3 separate regions of the Homo sapiens genome follow, and all the other regions are linked to region 1. A link is a contact called in ENCODE Hi-C or POLR2A ChIA-PET data. All regions are on one chromosome and are shown on one strand. The core of a region is the stretch at or near the end of the contact, and the rest is flanking DNA. Distances in the headings are between cores, read along the strand shown. Region 1 holds the start of GCLC (glutamate-cysteine ligase catalytic subunit). Region 2 overlaps PAQR8 (progestin and adipoQ receptor family member 8). Region 3 overlaps EFHC1 (EF-hand domain containing 1).

Region 1 (4,598 bases), core at 1,373-3,872:
TCAGAGGGGAGTAACTCTTGTTAAATATGACTTCAGTTGATCCGTGATGGGATTTTTGTTTTTTCTTTGTAACAGAAAAGGCTAAAGACACTGAGAGATCAAGGTTTAAATTGGGCATAACTGCCCTGTGGTGCAGCAGCGCCGGCGCCCTTTTTGGGATTGTCCAAAGCTCTGGGACCCCCGCTGGGGGAGCTGGTTCAGAATTCGGGGGGGTAGGATAGGGTGAGGGAGGTCCCTTATGTGAGTGTGAGCCGGGATCTAGGACAGAGTAACTCCAATTACAGTGTTAAACTCTTACTAGGTTCAGTGTCGCGTAGGGCTTTGGCTAGACTAGAATTTAGTCTATTATTGAACCGCCCAGGTCCATGATTCCTAACAGGTGCATGGGAAAAGTGTATGGTGTGCAGCAGGTGTATGGGAAAACTGCTTTGCAAAGTGTAAATCAAGGTCTACATCAGTACTGTTTCAATAAAGTGGAATGAGAGCCACATATGTAATCTTAAATTTTTCAGTAGCCTCCTTTAAAATTAAAAATAAAAGTGGGTGGGGGTGGTGGTAAATTAAATAACATACCACATCATATTTAACTCAAAATTTCCAAAATGCTATATCGCTATGTAATCAATATAAAACTTTTAATGAGATATTTACATCTTTTTATTCTACTGTCTTAGAATCTGGTGTGTGACTTACACTCACAACACATCTGGGCCACTAAGTTTTCATTGGAAATACTTGATCTGTAATTACATTTCATAAAATTTACAGTCAAAAATGGATTCACATTTCCAACTTGTTTCAAATTTACTTAAAAGTTTTCCAGTAACTGAATGGAATATCAGTTTTTAAATTTACATTTAAATTGATTAAATTAAAATGAAAATTTGGTTTCTCGGTCATGTTAGCCACATTTCAAATGTACATTGGCCAATGTGGCTGATGGCTGTCGTGTTGAACAATGCAGGTCTATGAGAATGTCAGATGACATTATGAGAATAACCCAATGATCCTTGGATGTCTTACCTACATGGGAAACACTGTTTCTCCCCCTCTCCCACTACCTGCTTTTCACGGAGAAGCTAACATTTATTAAGCACACACTCTATACCAAGCACTTTTCTAGAATTAAAGGTACAAAAGGCATAAGTCATCTGTGCCCCAGAGGAATTCACTATTTAGTGTGGAGCTATCTTTAAAATGACTCTATCATTAATGTACGAATGCAACCAAAACACAGAGAGGAATAACTGTGACTCAAGAGATGAACATGAGTGTGTCAGATGGAGAATTTCAAGCAGGAAAAACAACAGAGTGCCAGAACCATATACAGATCTGGTGAGGTTGGTGGGAGGGCAAAGGAGGTTGTTGAAAAGGCTGTGGAAAAATTAGAATGTGGTTTGATTTCTATCCCACCTGTGTGATGAGGATGGAAACATCTTCTCCTGAGCTTCAAACATCCCTACCACACACAGACACACACACACAGACACACAGACACACACACACACCATTGTGGAAATCCCAGCCAGACCTTGGGTATTCATGCCCCCAAGCCCTGTGAGGGGCACATCCAATATGAAGGCTGTGGGAGAAGAGAATCCTGCTATCATGTACTCACTCATTTAGCAATTAATAAGTGCTTACTAAATGTTAACTCTGTAGTGCGAGGGAAGAGGGTATGATAAATACACACTTTCTGGGTAGGTACATGTATGATCTAGTTGCCTTCACTTTTCCCCTGACAGGTCATTGCTCTGTCAACACATATTTATTAAACAATCACTTGGGGGCACGGTACCTCCTTCCTCTCCTTTCCCTCCGAGATAAGGCCAACTCTAGGTGTTCCCACTATCTTCAACCCCACCCCACGGTAGGCTCACAAGAACGTCATTTTGATCACTTAAGGGATGAATTTTAGGTTTAGATGGAGGATAAACTTTTGGAGATGGTTCCTCATATGGTCTGTCTGGAGACTTTTTGCAATAAATGGTGTCCGTGCCATCCAGAGAACATAGGTCACCAGTTAATCAAGACAGTAGGGAATAATGATTTACACATGTTGACAAATTGATTCCTCTTAATAACCAGGTCAATTTTTTGGCCAACACTATACACATGTACACTATGCACATAATTACGACATCTATAAAAGATAGAATTAATCTAATTTTATGCAGATATGGGAAGAACTCGTCCCAAGTCTCACAGTCAGTAAGTGATGGAGCCTAGAGTTGAACTGTTTCACTTCACTACCATGTTAATACTTTTCTCAACACATTCTGCCGCTCTCACTCTAAGTGTGAGGCCCTGTCCAACTAAAACATAATATGGTGAGTTCGTCATTGATTCAAATAATCAACTTTCTTCCCGAATCCCAAGTTTATCTCTTCTGATTAGGAAAAAAAATGCATTTTGATATGTCGCGTTTGCGTAAAGCGAGGCCGACCGCACGCCCCCTTCTCGCGAGCTGCTCCCCTCAACTGCGACCCAATCACCCTTGCACACGCCTCCTGAGCCCCCGCGGTTCCCACCGGGCTTCAGGCCACGCCTCCGCCGCTGCACCGCCTCCTCTCCCCGCCTTCGCCCGTAGTCTATAAAACCTGGAGCGCAGGATCGCGCCCAGGAGCGGCGAGCTAGCGGACGCAAAGACTGGGCATGCTCCGCGGCGGCGCAGGTTTTGGTCACAAGTAGGAAGAAGCCAGTGCACCAGACCGGCAAAGAGAAGCGGGAGCCGCCGCGGCAGCGCGGCCGTGGGGTCCGCCGCCGCCGCATCGGAGCGGGAGGAGGAGCAGCGGGGAGGGCGAGGCCGCCGGGCCGAGAGCCGTCCCGCCTGCTCTCGGTCTTCTGCCTTCGCCTCCGCGCGGTGCGTCGGACCCAGGGTCTGTCACCTGGGCGCCAGGGGCCGCCGCCGGGGAGCCGGAGCGGGCAGGACCCTCCCTCCGCCGACTGCGGCCCGAGAGCGCCCCCGCGGGGTGGAGCGGCAGCCGCCTTCTGCGGGCGGCTGAGTGTCCGTCTCGCGCCCGGAGCGGGCGACCGCCGTCAGCCCGGAGGAGGAGGAGGAGGAGGAGGGGGCGGCCATGGGGCTGCTGTCCCAGGGCTCGCCGCTGAGCTGGGAGGAAACCAAGCGCCATGCCGACCACGTGCGGCGGCACGGGATCCTCCAGTTCCTGCACATCTACCACGCCGTCAAGGACCGGCACAAGGACGTTCTCAAGTGGGGCGATGAGGTGAGCGCCCGCGGTCCCCGTCCCCGCCGGGCACCCGTGTCTGGCCGCCCGCGCTGCCTTTGTCTTGCCCTACGCCCCCGGCCCTATCGCGGTCCGCGTTCTCCACTGCGCCCGGGGGTCCTCGAGCGCCTCCCGGCCCCGGGAGCATCGTCCCTGCTTTCGCCTAGTCCGCGTCCAGGGCCATCCTCCTGACTAGACTCCTTTCTTGTTCATTCATTCTTTTGGGTTTTCCCCTTCATTCCATAAACACGGATTGGGCGCTGGGAGGGCGTGAGCATGAAAAAGTGACATTAGGTGCTGCGAGTCTTCAACCTAGTGTATCTGCAGACCGGCAACTACCATGATCCACCTTACAGGCTCAAAATTCGCTTTTGCGGTCAATATGAAAGAGATTTAAGTTTTCCTAGTAGGCCTGCTGCTTTTAGAAATCAGGTCTTCAGGATGTCCACTTCTGCCCTACCTCATGCAGGTGTCTTTTCCTTAAACCTCTCCAACTTCTCATCTTCCCTCCCCTCCAAAACACACACACTTCATAGCTATAAATTGAAACCAGTAAATTACGGCTCAGTTTCCTACATGGGGGAGGAACCTTCCCTTTCCTGTTTAATTCTAAGTGGGAATGCATTTAGAGTTTCAACATTAGGATTTGCTTGTGTCTTTCCATGGCCTAGGTCCAGCAACTAAACTTTACAAACCAGTGTTCTGCCTAGAGATGAAATGTCTCTAGATTCTCAGTAGGTTGAACCATTGTTTATTGGAATGATCTGGAATGCAGCAATGTTAAAACTGTTGATTTAGTGTCATCTGCCAAAACTTTTTGTGCCTTCCCTTTCTGTTTTTGAAAATTACGTGTGTATGCAGTACACATTAAATGACTTCTTGAGAAGTCCATCTCTGTTTTTGTTTTTAGCTTTTGCCTTAGATGGCTTGCCACCTGTGTAAATTGTTTATCTTTTGGCCAGTGTTGTTATCAATCTTGGCCTAAGTGCTGACGTGCTGTTACACCAGTGCAGAATATCTCCTTTCAAAAAGTTAGTTTTTTTTTTTTTTCTAAGATTGGGATTCTACCTCCTACAGCTGAAGAAATTGTGCTGTTTTAAATTAGGAAAGTATGATGACTAGTAATTCACATTTCTACAAAAAGTGGTTTGTCACACTTCTTTGAACAGAAAAAGCACAGCATGTGTTTTGGTGATGATTCTTCAGTTTTACTGTAAAGTTCATAGTTTCTTTACAGCATCTGCCATTTTGTATATTCATTTTTGTATTGTGTGTCACAGGAAAATGTAAGACGAAATTGGGCAGGGACATTATGCTTGTTCACCTCTGTTTTCCTAGAGCCCAGCCTTGTGCCTGGTGTAGTTGGCATCA
Region 2 (4,598 bases), core at 701-3,200, 1.2 Mb after region 1:
TCACTGCATAATTATAAATGGCTGCAAAGGAATAGCAGCCAAAATGACAACTTGGTGTCCATTTATAAGGACTGGAACTGTGCTTTAAGCAGCCTTTGAGCCAGAGGTGGAGTTGGAAACAGTCTCACATGCCTCAGGATCTCCATAGTCGTTAAGTGAGAGAACTCTGGGCTCATACTGATCTTTATAGCTACATCTTCCAAGGAGCATATCACTATTTGTAAAGTCATATTTGAAAGAATGGCACTACCAGTGCAATCCTGTTATTAGCAGAGATCATTTGAACATCGATTCAGATTCACCAATGGTCAGTGCATATTTCCTCCCTATATTTAACAAAACCTAACAAACAGAATTTCGACATCCAAAAATGGAGTATTTGATTGTGTAAATTAAGATAAATCTATAAAATAGAATACTATGCACTTATTAAAATAACTAGCATATTTACATTTATTGTTATACAAAGATACACATGATATGTGAGCTCCATTGGTTTTTCACTGTAGTCTCCACTGCACTTAGAAAAGTGATGGACTAGCACATTGTACATTCTCAAAAAAGATTTCTTGAATGAATAAATGAGTCAAAGACATGTAAAGGAAAAAACAAATTTAAAGTATGTGTTCCGCCCAGCCCTATTTTTGTAATCATACAAACATGGTACAGATGAAGTATGGAAGTGCATATAATCAAAACAATATAGCTATTGCCATGAAGGGATTGTGGGGAATTTTACTTTTCTTCTGGAAATACTATCATTATCGTACTTTTTAACAACAAACATTTACTACTTTTGTAATTGGAAAGCAAAAGTTAGTACTACTCTGCAAATAGGAATATTTGACATAAATATGCAAAAATTGGTAAAACCTAAGTTGGTAAAATATTAAGACCCTCCCCAAGAAACACCCCAGCATTATAAAGGAATACACCCATACTTGCATTTTTCTGTGAGCTCAACTAGTTAGCATACCAAATTAATTATTACGAGTAACCTAACTATACTTGCCATAGGGTAAGCTATTGGTCATGGGGGGTTTAAAGGGAAAAAAATATGTAACATCTACTGTTAATGCAGCAAAGATGTTCTCTTAGATTGGAAAAGCCAGTATACACAATATTGTCAAAAGACCTTCCCCACAGCACACAAACTCAAACGGCATTAATACGTGAGTCACTTCCTGACCATGTGGGTTTGTGGTACGGCTGAACCGTGCCTATAAAAAAAAAGTAAGGTACACCTTTTTGCCACAGATCTGGCAGCAAGATGTGTCCTTCTGGGCTCAGTGAGCTCTCCACTTATGAATCTTTTCCTCTGTGGTGCCCTATAATATTCCTAAGAGGAGAAAGAAAAGACAGCCTTAATTTGTTGCTGTGCCCTGGGAAAGATGAGCAGAGCAAATTTCCTCTGAGTGCCTTTTTCTCTTTATCTAACTAGAACCCTCTAGCTAGAATTTCTGTCTGTTCTGTCACTTCCTATACTTTCCACATCTCAGCTAATCTCACTTGAGAAAGTACTGGTTTCAAAATGCATCATTACAGACAGAGAATGCATCTGCCACATGGAATAAATAGTATCTGTGTTTAATCTGTCGAGTGGGAGAAGTCAGAGGAGCTGGGAACAATTTACTGGGAGAACACACTGAGCAGTCTCCAGGCAATCAACAGTTCAGGTGTGAAGATCATGTTCTTCTGAGGCTTCTTGTTTGAGTAAAGGTAAACTTTGCTGTCTGAAACTCCCACTAATTAAAGCCTAGGGACAGGTGTCTCCCTGGACTTTCTACATGAGTGTAACTATCGGCTTCGTTAGGTGTGGTTTGGCTTCAGTCAGGCAACCTCTCAACTAGATCTAGCTTCTCACCGGCAGGAAGCTTCATCACTGATCTGCAAACCAGCTGGGACCCGGGCCAACCCGGGTGAACGTGAAGAGAGCTGCTCATTTCCACTGGCAGGAAATCAATCTTGGAAATGCCCTTTCCACAGCAGAAAATCAGATAACAAATCGAGCTAGAGTTTGGAGCACCATATAAAGAAAGCTGTGTTCCCTAGCAATTAAACATTAACTCTTCTGCAGTGACAACAGTACACTCTCCTGGTGGTTCTAAGACCCAGCAATTTTATTTGCTATAAAGAGTCAAGCAAGTCACTTTATTCTTCATTTCTCCTTAGATATCTCCAAGGCCTTAGTTCAATTCCAAATCACCACAAAGCCTTCTCCAGGCCATCTTGATTCCTCCCCCGCCCCCAACCCTTATCTATCTATTCCACATATTTTGGTAAGGAGAACATCAGGCTTGCCCATTACTTCACTACTGTGTGTGTAGAGAGCCTTCTCTCTTCTGCTTATTGAATTGCAAGCCTCTGGAGACAGGAACACTGGCTTACCTATGCTTTATTTCTATCAGCAAACAGTCAGAGGAAAGATGTCCCCAGAATGTGTCAATAGATCATTGTTCAAAAACAAAGTGAATGACTATCCTTTGCCTGCTTCTAAAGGTAAAAACCAGTGAGATCTAAGAAAACGAAAATGTGGGTTTTCAAAAGAAAACACCATTTGAGTTGGATCTTATTTATTTGTGTGGTTCATCCACTTGCTAGGTATCCGCACCAATATTTAAATTGCTGGCTGAATTTCTAACCATCAGCTTGTTTTTGGTCTATCATCTCCTACCATTTGTCATTTTTATGACCAAGAATGCCTAAGCAAAGACTTAGGAAAAGGAGGGGCCAGGCAGAGAAACATAATGTAAAATAACACTGGAGCACTGTTAGAACTCGTTTTTATTCTTGTTGCATACAAAAGGCAGAACAGACTGTCCTGATTGCCTGAACAAGCCACACACTTGACATCGCCAATGTTATTGTAGCCTGCTGTGCCTGGCAAAACCCACTTCTCTCTCAAATTCAGGCTCAGATATAACCCCTCCCCTGTGAAGCTTAGCGACAGCCTGAAGTAGAACTCATCATGTCTTATTAAGCCCTCTGTCTTTGTCCATTCAGGGTGCTGTAAGGAAATATCAAAGACTAGGTGGCTTATAAACAACAGAAATCTATTTTTCACAGTTTCTAGAGGCTGCAAAAGTCCAAGATGAAGGCACCAGCAGATTTGGTGTCCAGTGAGGGCCCACTTCTGGTTCAAACATGACTGTCTTCTTGTTATGTCCTCACATGGCAGAAGAGGCAAGGGAGCTCTCCTGAGTTTCTTTTATAAAGGCAGTAATACCATTCATCTAGGCATTCATCTAGGTCAGTGGTCCCCAACCTTTTCAGCACCAGGGACCAATTTCATGGAAGACAATTTTTCCACGTATGGGGGCTGGGGGTTGAGGAGTATGGTTTCATGATGATTCAAACCCATTACATTTATTGCTTTTTTTTTTTTTTCCTGACACAGGGTCTTGCTCTGTTGCCCAGGCTGGAGTGCAGTGATGCCAACTCAGCTCACTGCAACCTCCACCTCCCAGGCTCAAGCCATTCTTGTGCCTCAGCCACCCAAGTAGCTGGGATTACAGGCATGCACCACCACACCTAGCTGATTTTTGTATTTTTAGTAGAGATGGGGTTTCGCCATGTTGGCCAGGCTGGTCTCAAACTCCTGACCTCAAGTGACCCGCCCACCTTGGCTTCCCAAGGCGCTGGGATTACAGGCATGAGCTACCGGATCCAGCCTATTTCTATTATTTTTACATTATAATATATAAGGAAATAATTATACAACTCACCATAATGTAGAATCACTGGGAGCCCTCAGCTTGTTTTACTGCAACTAGACGGTCCCATCTGGGGTGATGGCAGACAGTAACAGATCATCAGGCATTAGATTTTCATAAGGAGAGTACAACCTAGATCCTTTGCATGTGCAGTTCACAATAGGATTGGCACGCCTATGAAAATCTAATGCTGCTGCTGATCTGACAGGAACTCAGGCAGTAAAGCCAGCAAAGCAGAGCGGCTGTAAATACTGATGAAGCTTTGCTTACTCGCCCACTGATCACCTCCTGCTGTGCAGCTCAGTTCCTAACAGGCCACAGACAGGTACTGGGGGTTGGGGGATCCCTGATCTAGGTGATCACCTCCTAACGGCCCCACCCCCTAATATCCTTACATTAGGGGTTAGGATTTCAACATATTAATTTGGGGAGACACTTCAGTTTATAGCATCCTCTTAGCATTATGCTATAACTGGCTATACATGTGTCTTCCTTTATATTAAATTGTGAAATTCATTGGGTTGCATAAGGAAGTTATTCAAAATATTTTTTCAAAGATTTTAGCTTGTGTTACTTGATTGTGAGAATAACTGAGGTACACTGAATTTAAGTGACCTATTCAAAGCCCTAAACCAAATCAACAATAAGGTATGGGCAGACCCCAATAATTCTGACCCGTGTCCCAAGAGTCCAGCCAACTGACTGCGTCTTTGTGAAAGAACATCTATCAGCTGTGAATGAAAAGGAAGTATTAGATGAGAAGATAGTGCTTGTCCATCTCTGAGCTGCTGATGGACTAGGAATCCTGGCTCACTGTAGTGACCCAGGAGCACTATCCAGAGCCTTCTCTCCCAAGACATCCCATCAGGGCTCTTTCCTAAGGGC
Region 3 (4,598 bases), core at 1,272-3,771, 1.1 Mb after region 1:
ACCTGGAACAGAAAAGGAATCAACATAATACATTCACAGCCCTTTCAATAAGCTGGTTACAAGTGGCTGAGCTCGTTAGGGAAGGAAACACCAAGGGAAGTTCCCTAGAAGTTCTGAGAGGGCAAAGCAGTCTGAATTCTGTGTAACTCTATCCTCATTCATACCACATTTTGGGTGGCTTCGGGGAATTTGAGATAGCATGTTTAAAGATGAACTTAGTGGCTGACTTCAACCAAAGAGAAGCCCTGTTTGTAAAAAGCCAGTCAGAGCTCACCAGAGAATAGTAACTGCAACTAGTCTTTCCTTCCTCTCTCAAGGCCAGGCTCTCTAAAAGCAGCATTTTTCTAACCTTTTTTTTTTTGAGATGGAGTCTTGCTCTGTCACCCAGGCTGGATGGAGTGCAGTGGCGTGGTCTTGGCTCACTGCAACCTCTGCCTCCAGGGTTCAAGTGATTCTCCCATTTAAGCCTCCCGAGTGGCTGGGACTACAGGCACACGCCACCACACCTGGCTAATTTTTCTATTTTTAGTAGAGATGTGTGCACATATATGTATATACATAATATATATACACATATACATACTATATGTATACATATAAGCGTGTGTGTGTATGAATGTGTACATATAAAATATATATATATATATATATGTAGAGAGAGAGAAAGAGAGAGTTATAAGAAATTGCTCACACAATTATGAAGGCTTACAAGTCCCAAGATCTGCAGGGTAAATTGGCAAGCTGGAGACCCAGGAGAGCTAAAGGTATAATTCCAGTCTGAATCCAAAGGCCTATGACTTAGGAGAGCTGATGGTTTAGGTCCAGTCTGAAGGTCAGCAGGCTCCAGACCAACAGCTGATGTTTCCATTTGTGTCTGAAGGCAAGAAAAGGCTGATGTTCCAATTTGAAGCCAGTCAGGCAGGAGGAATTCTCTTACCTGGGGAAAGGTCAGCCTTTTTATTCTACTCATGTCTTCAAATGATTGGAGGAGGCCCACCCACATTAGGGAGGACTATCTGTTTTACTTAGTCTTCTGATTCAAATGTTTATCTCATCGAAAAATACCTTCAGAGAAACCCCCAGAATAATGAAATATCTGAGGCTGGGCACAGTGGCTCATGCCTATAATCCCAGCACTTTTGGAGGCTGAGGTGGGAGAATTTCTGGAGCTCATGAGTTTGAGACAAGTTCAGGCAACCTAGCAAGACCTTGTCTCTACAAAATAATTTTAAAAATTAGCTGGGCATGGTGGCTTGAGCCTGTTGTCCCAGCTACTGGGGAGGTTGAAGTGGGAGGATCACTTGAGCCCAGGAGTCTGAGGCTTCATAGAACTAGGATAGTGCCACCACACTCCAGCCTGTATGACAGAGTGAGATCCCATCTCTAAAAAAATTTATTTTTTTAAAAAGAAAGAAAGGAAATATTTGGGCCCCCTGTGGCCAAGTCAATTTGACACACAAAATTAGACATTGCTATACCCCTATCACCCTAAATAAGGCACCAATCTTAGATCCTATTAGATCCAATTTAGTTTCGACTTCAGTAGGAGTGAAAGAAGAACCAAAACAGAAATAAAACTTCAGGAACCCTGTAAATGCCTCTATGAAGAGTGTAAGGTGTATTTCAAAGCATAGTTCCAGTATCAAAAATTGTCTTGCATTTTCTCATCAGCAGGTCAGTTTGAGAAAGCACGAACAAAGTTATAGTAGTTAATTTTGCCTTCTCCATGAGAGCACATCCTGATTAACTGCAGAGAGAGCAAAGAGAATAGGTGAGACAGATCTGCAGGGCTTCCGTCAGCTCAACTGCAGAGTGCGCTTATGCATAATGATCCCGAGCCTTTGTAAATCAGTTCAGAATTTTTGTATCCTCAAGTTGATTCTGAAATGATCCTGTGAACCTGGCAGGTAGGACAGACATTATCCCCATCTTACACTTAATGAAACCAAAGCTGGATGGAGTAAATGACCTTCCCTGTTGAAGGCCGAAAGAATGAGCGTCATGATCAACTCAGTATACCACTGGAGGCTCTATGAGTAAACAGTAAACTGTTTCTCATGAAAGCAGGATGTTGGCAAACTGACAAACTGCGTCTGCTGCCCAGAAGGAACGCTGAAGGCAGTCACGACCCAGGCACAAGTGTTTCTTGTGATTAGACACATCTGAAGCCTGTTAGCAATAATGTGAACCTGTGATCAATTAATCCCTGCTCTTTCTACCCAATAAATATGAAGGGCTGTAGCAGCTCGGGCGGTTGCCTTTGCTCACTAGAAGCAGGGAGCTCTCTTCTTTCCCTTCCTTTAAAATAGTTACTTTTGTTTTAAGTTTTCATTTCTGCTTTCATCTTCCTTCGTTAACTCTCGTAATGACGGTCTCAAGTAGTAACAGTAGTAATTGTCGTAGAGATGTCTCAAGTAACCGTGGCAGTCTGCCACATTTCCCAAGATTTCAGAACTAACATCCATATTTATAAAAGCACTTTTAGTTGTTTTTATATTCAAATAAAAGACTGTCCACTCAGCTCATGAGGAGTAAGACTTTTTAAATAGCAGGCTCTTGCTACCACAGCCTAACGGAAGGGTCTGGTTATGCCACTGCTCAACCTGTGTCCCTTAAAACTCGACTGTGACTGGTAACAGACTGATTTTCTGTGGTTATTTTTATAAGATGTGCAAATCTGTCCCACCCCCACTTCCCTGCTCCACTTGCCAATGACTGCCATCCCTCTCTCCCATGTCAGTTCCCACATCAGACAGTATGAAGAATTTGAAAATCAAAAGTTGGGCATGCTGTCAACCTAAAATTTGGGGAGCTAAATGTGTGTTTGGTCCACATGAACAAATACTCTTCTATCTGCCCTCCTACTCACTCCCTGCTAATGTTTCTGTCTATGAAAAATCCTCATCTCCAACCTAGTCACTAGCCCTAAACCAAACCCTTTCCTAAATGACTCTTAAATTCTGAACACCTGTTTTGGCTAAAAGATCTTTAAAAAGGCCTCAGAATCTCAATATTTTTAATCAGTAAGAATGTCTCAATGATCATAAGCCACAGTCCTTGGCATTTCTCAGGGGGACTTTGTTCTGACTTCCAAGGGAACCCTGGCTAAAGGGTTTATAATGAAGAAAAGGCATGAAAGTCCCCCTTCAACTCACTTATGAAAATTCAAGGAAGAAAACTTCCATGCCCTTCCTCCATCAGCTGCTGGCCATGCTACCACTACTGACAGATGCCACAGCCCTCCTGCAGTGGTCATGCCTTCTTTCATGCTAACCCTACTGATGGGCCAGTGTAGGTATCAGCTGTGAAGGGTATCAAAGGCTGCCAACCAGTCTGCTCTATCAACTTATCTTTGAGTCTCCCCTTGGTAGCCACCCCTCCTGGATCGTCTCTGTTGCCCTTCTTCAGTCCTGACATGTTGGTCTACTAACCACTCTGTGTTGTCCAGCCCCAGGCCCACTTAAAGAGATGCCCTGCAACAGCAATTAGAAAAGAATACCAATGCTAGAATCAACGGGCAATACCTAATCAGGACAGAATAGTAGATCTGATCTGAACATCCTAAATCTGGCCCAGTTGTAGTGAAATACACACACAATTGCCTTTAGAAAAGAATGATCAGTGCCTAGCCTCTGCAATGAACTCAGAAGAGTAATTCATACTGACCTCCTTAACCAAGGAGTCATCCACTGGGACGTTAAGCGATTCACAGATTTTAAAGAACATGTCTCTGTCCACATATCCTGAAGCTTCCTTGTCATAAATTTGAAATGCCTCACGAATGTTGTCTTTGCATGAGTGATCTTTCAGTTGCTTCTGAATTGTGTCTATTAATGCTTCCAATTCCTGCACGCCTGGATCCTTTTCAGTTTGCTTGCTGTAGAGAAAGGAAGGAAATGACTGCACATGGTATTTATTCTTGATCAGTCTCATCTCGGTGACCAAAGTTCTTACTTGATGAAATCAGGGAAGCTTCTAATCACAGCTTTGAGACTGAGCTGACCAATAACTGAACACTTGCCCACAGGCCGATAGCTGACCTCCACATCAGGAAGGCCCGACTGGGGGCAGTTTTTGAATTTCCTCCCTTCTTGCTCAGCCTCCTTTCCTGCCATCTGTTAATCACTGCATCACAAGGAGGCAAATCTAATACCACCACCATGCCAAATTTGGTATCTGTGAGAATCACATCATTGTCTCTTACTACTGTTGCAGATTAATGTTTCCTCATCTACAACTAAATGCCTGAGTGATATATATAAAGAGAGATGATAGATATAAATATATAGCTATAGATCTGTAGCCAAGAATCAACCTTTTATAGTTTTAATATTATTCCCTCTCCAATTCACACTGAATTTTGTGAAAGGTTATCTATGGAAGCTAAGAGATTGCTCTGTGAGGTAGAGTGAGAAGTTTGGGCTTAGCATTTACTGAAATTAAGAGAGAATAGTAACACAGGGTGTTGGGAAGAGAGAGGTCTAACCCTTCAAAAAACAACCACAATAAGTAGAGGCTCAATTTTTATTTCCTCTGAACATGAAGGTACAGTTATAAAATTAAAAATTTTAGAGCTGAAAGATTCCCTCATATTTCAT

The links. A loop is a pair of places that touch in the nucleus more often than their neighbours do. ChIA-PET counts read pairs that join two places held with the same protein, here RNA polymerase II (POLR2A). Pooled maps may share reads with other maps.
Region 2: a loop to region 1 is called in a map of naive thymus-derived CD4-positive, alpha-beta T cell, with 4 times the contacts of the local background. The contact joins the enhancer-like site here to the promoter of GCLC in region 1. A Hi-C loop is called at or near these places in 1 of 168 maps with a recorded cell type or tissue (naive thymus-derived CD4-positive, alpha-beta T cell) and 9 of 50 pooled maps. POLR2A ChIA-PET finds 5 or more read pairs at or near these places in 1 of 52 experiments (GM12878).
Region 3: a pooled map shows a loop between it and region 1 (4-fold over the local background). The contact joins the enhancer-like site here to the promoter of GCLC in region 1. A Hi-C loop is called at or near these places in 5 of 37 single-sample maps with no recorded cell type and 10 of 50 pooled maps. POLR2A ChIA-PET finds 5 or more read pairs at or near these places in 3 of 52 experiments (BJ, GM12878 and activated B cell).

The regions. Positions count from the first base shown.
Region 1 is chr6:53,543,125-53,547,722 of GRCh38, reverse strand. GCLC (glutamate-cysteine ligase catalytic subunit) reads left to right here and starts at 2,622. Exons shown (of 16, transcript NM_001498.4): 1 at 2,622-3,227. The coding sequence starts at 3,078. RefSeq lists a silencer at 2,649-3,078 and enhancers at 3,299-3,358, 3,197-3,938.
Region 2 is chr6:52,387,168-52,391,765 of GRCh38, reverse strand. The region is part of intron 1 of PAQR8 (progestin and adipoQ receptor family member 8); the gene reads right to left. Among named protein-coding and RNA genes, the nearest start is that of PAQR8, 27 kb to the right of the region's middle. RefSeq lists enhancers at 1,501-1,710, 352-2,836. Within about 2 kb of position 1,950, at least 26 of the 41 ENCODE cell types and tissues checked have a DNase peak (open chromatin) inside an H3K27ac peak, as active enhancers do; they include GM12878, where a contact is called at or near this core.
Region 3 is chr6:52,489,419-52,494,016 of GRCh38, reverse strand. EFHC1 (EF-hand domain containing 1) reads right to left here. Exons shown (of 11, transcript NM_018100.4): 10 at 3,667-3,877; 11 at 1-1,747. The coding sequence ends at 1,676. Among named protein-coding and RNA genes, the nearest start is that of EFHC1, 71 kb to the right of the region's middle. Within about 2 kb of position 2,521, at least 3 of the 41 ENCODE cell types and tissues checked have a DNase peak (open chromatin) inside an H3K27ac peak, as active enhancers do; they include GM12878, where a contact is called at or near this core.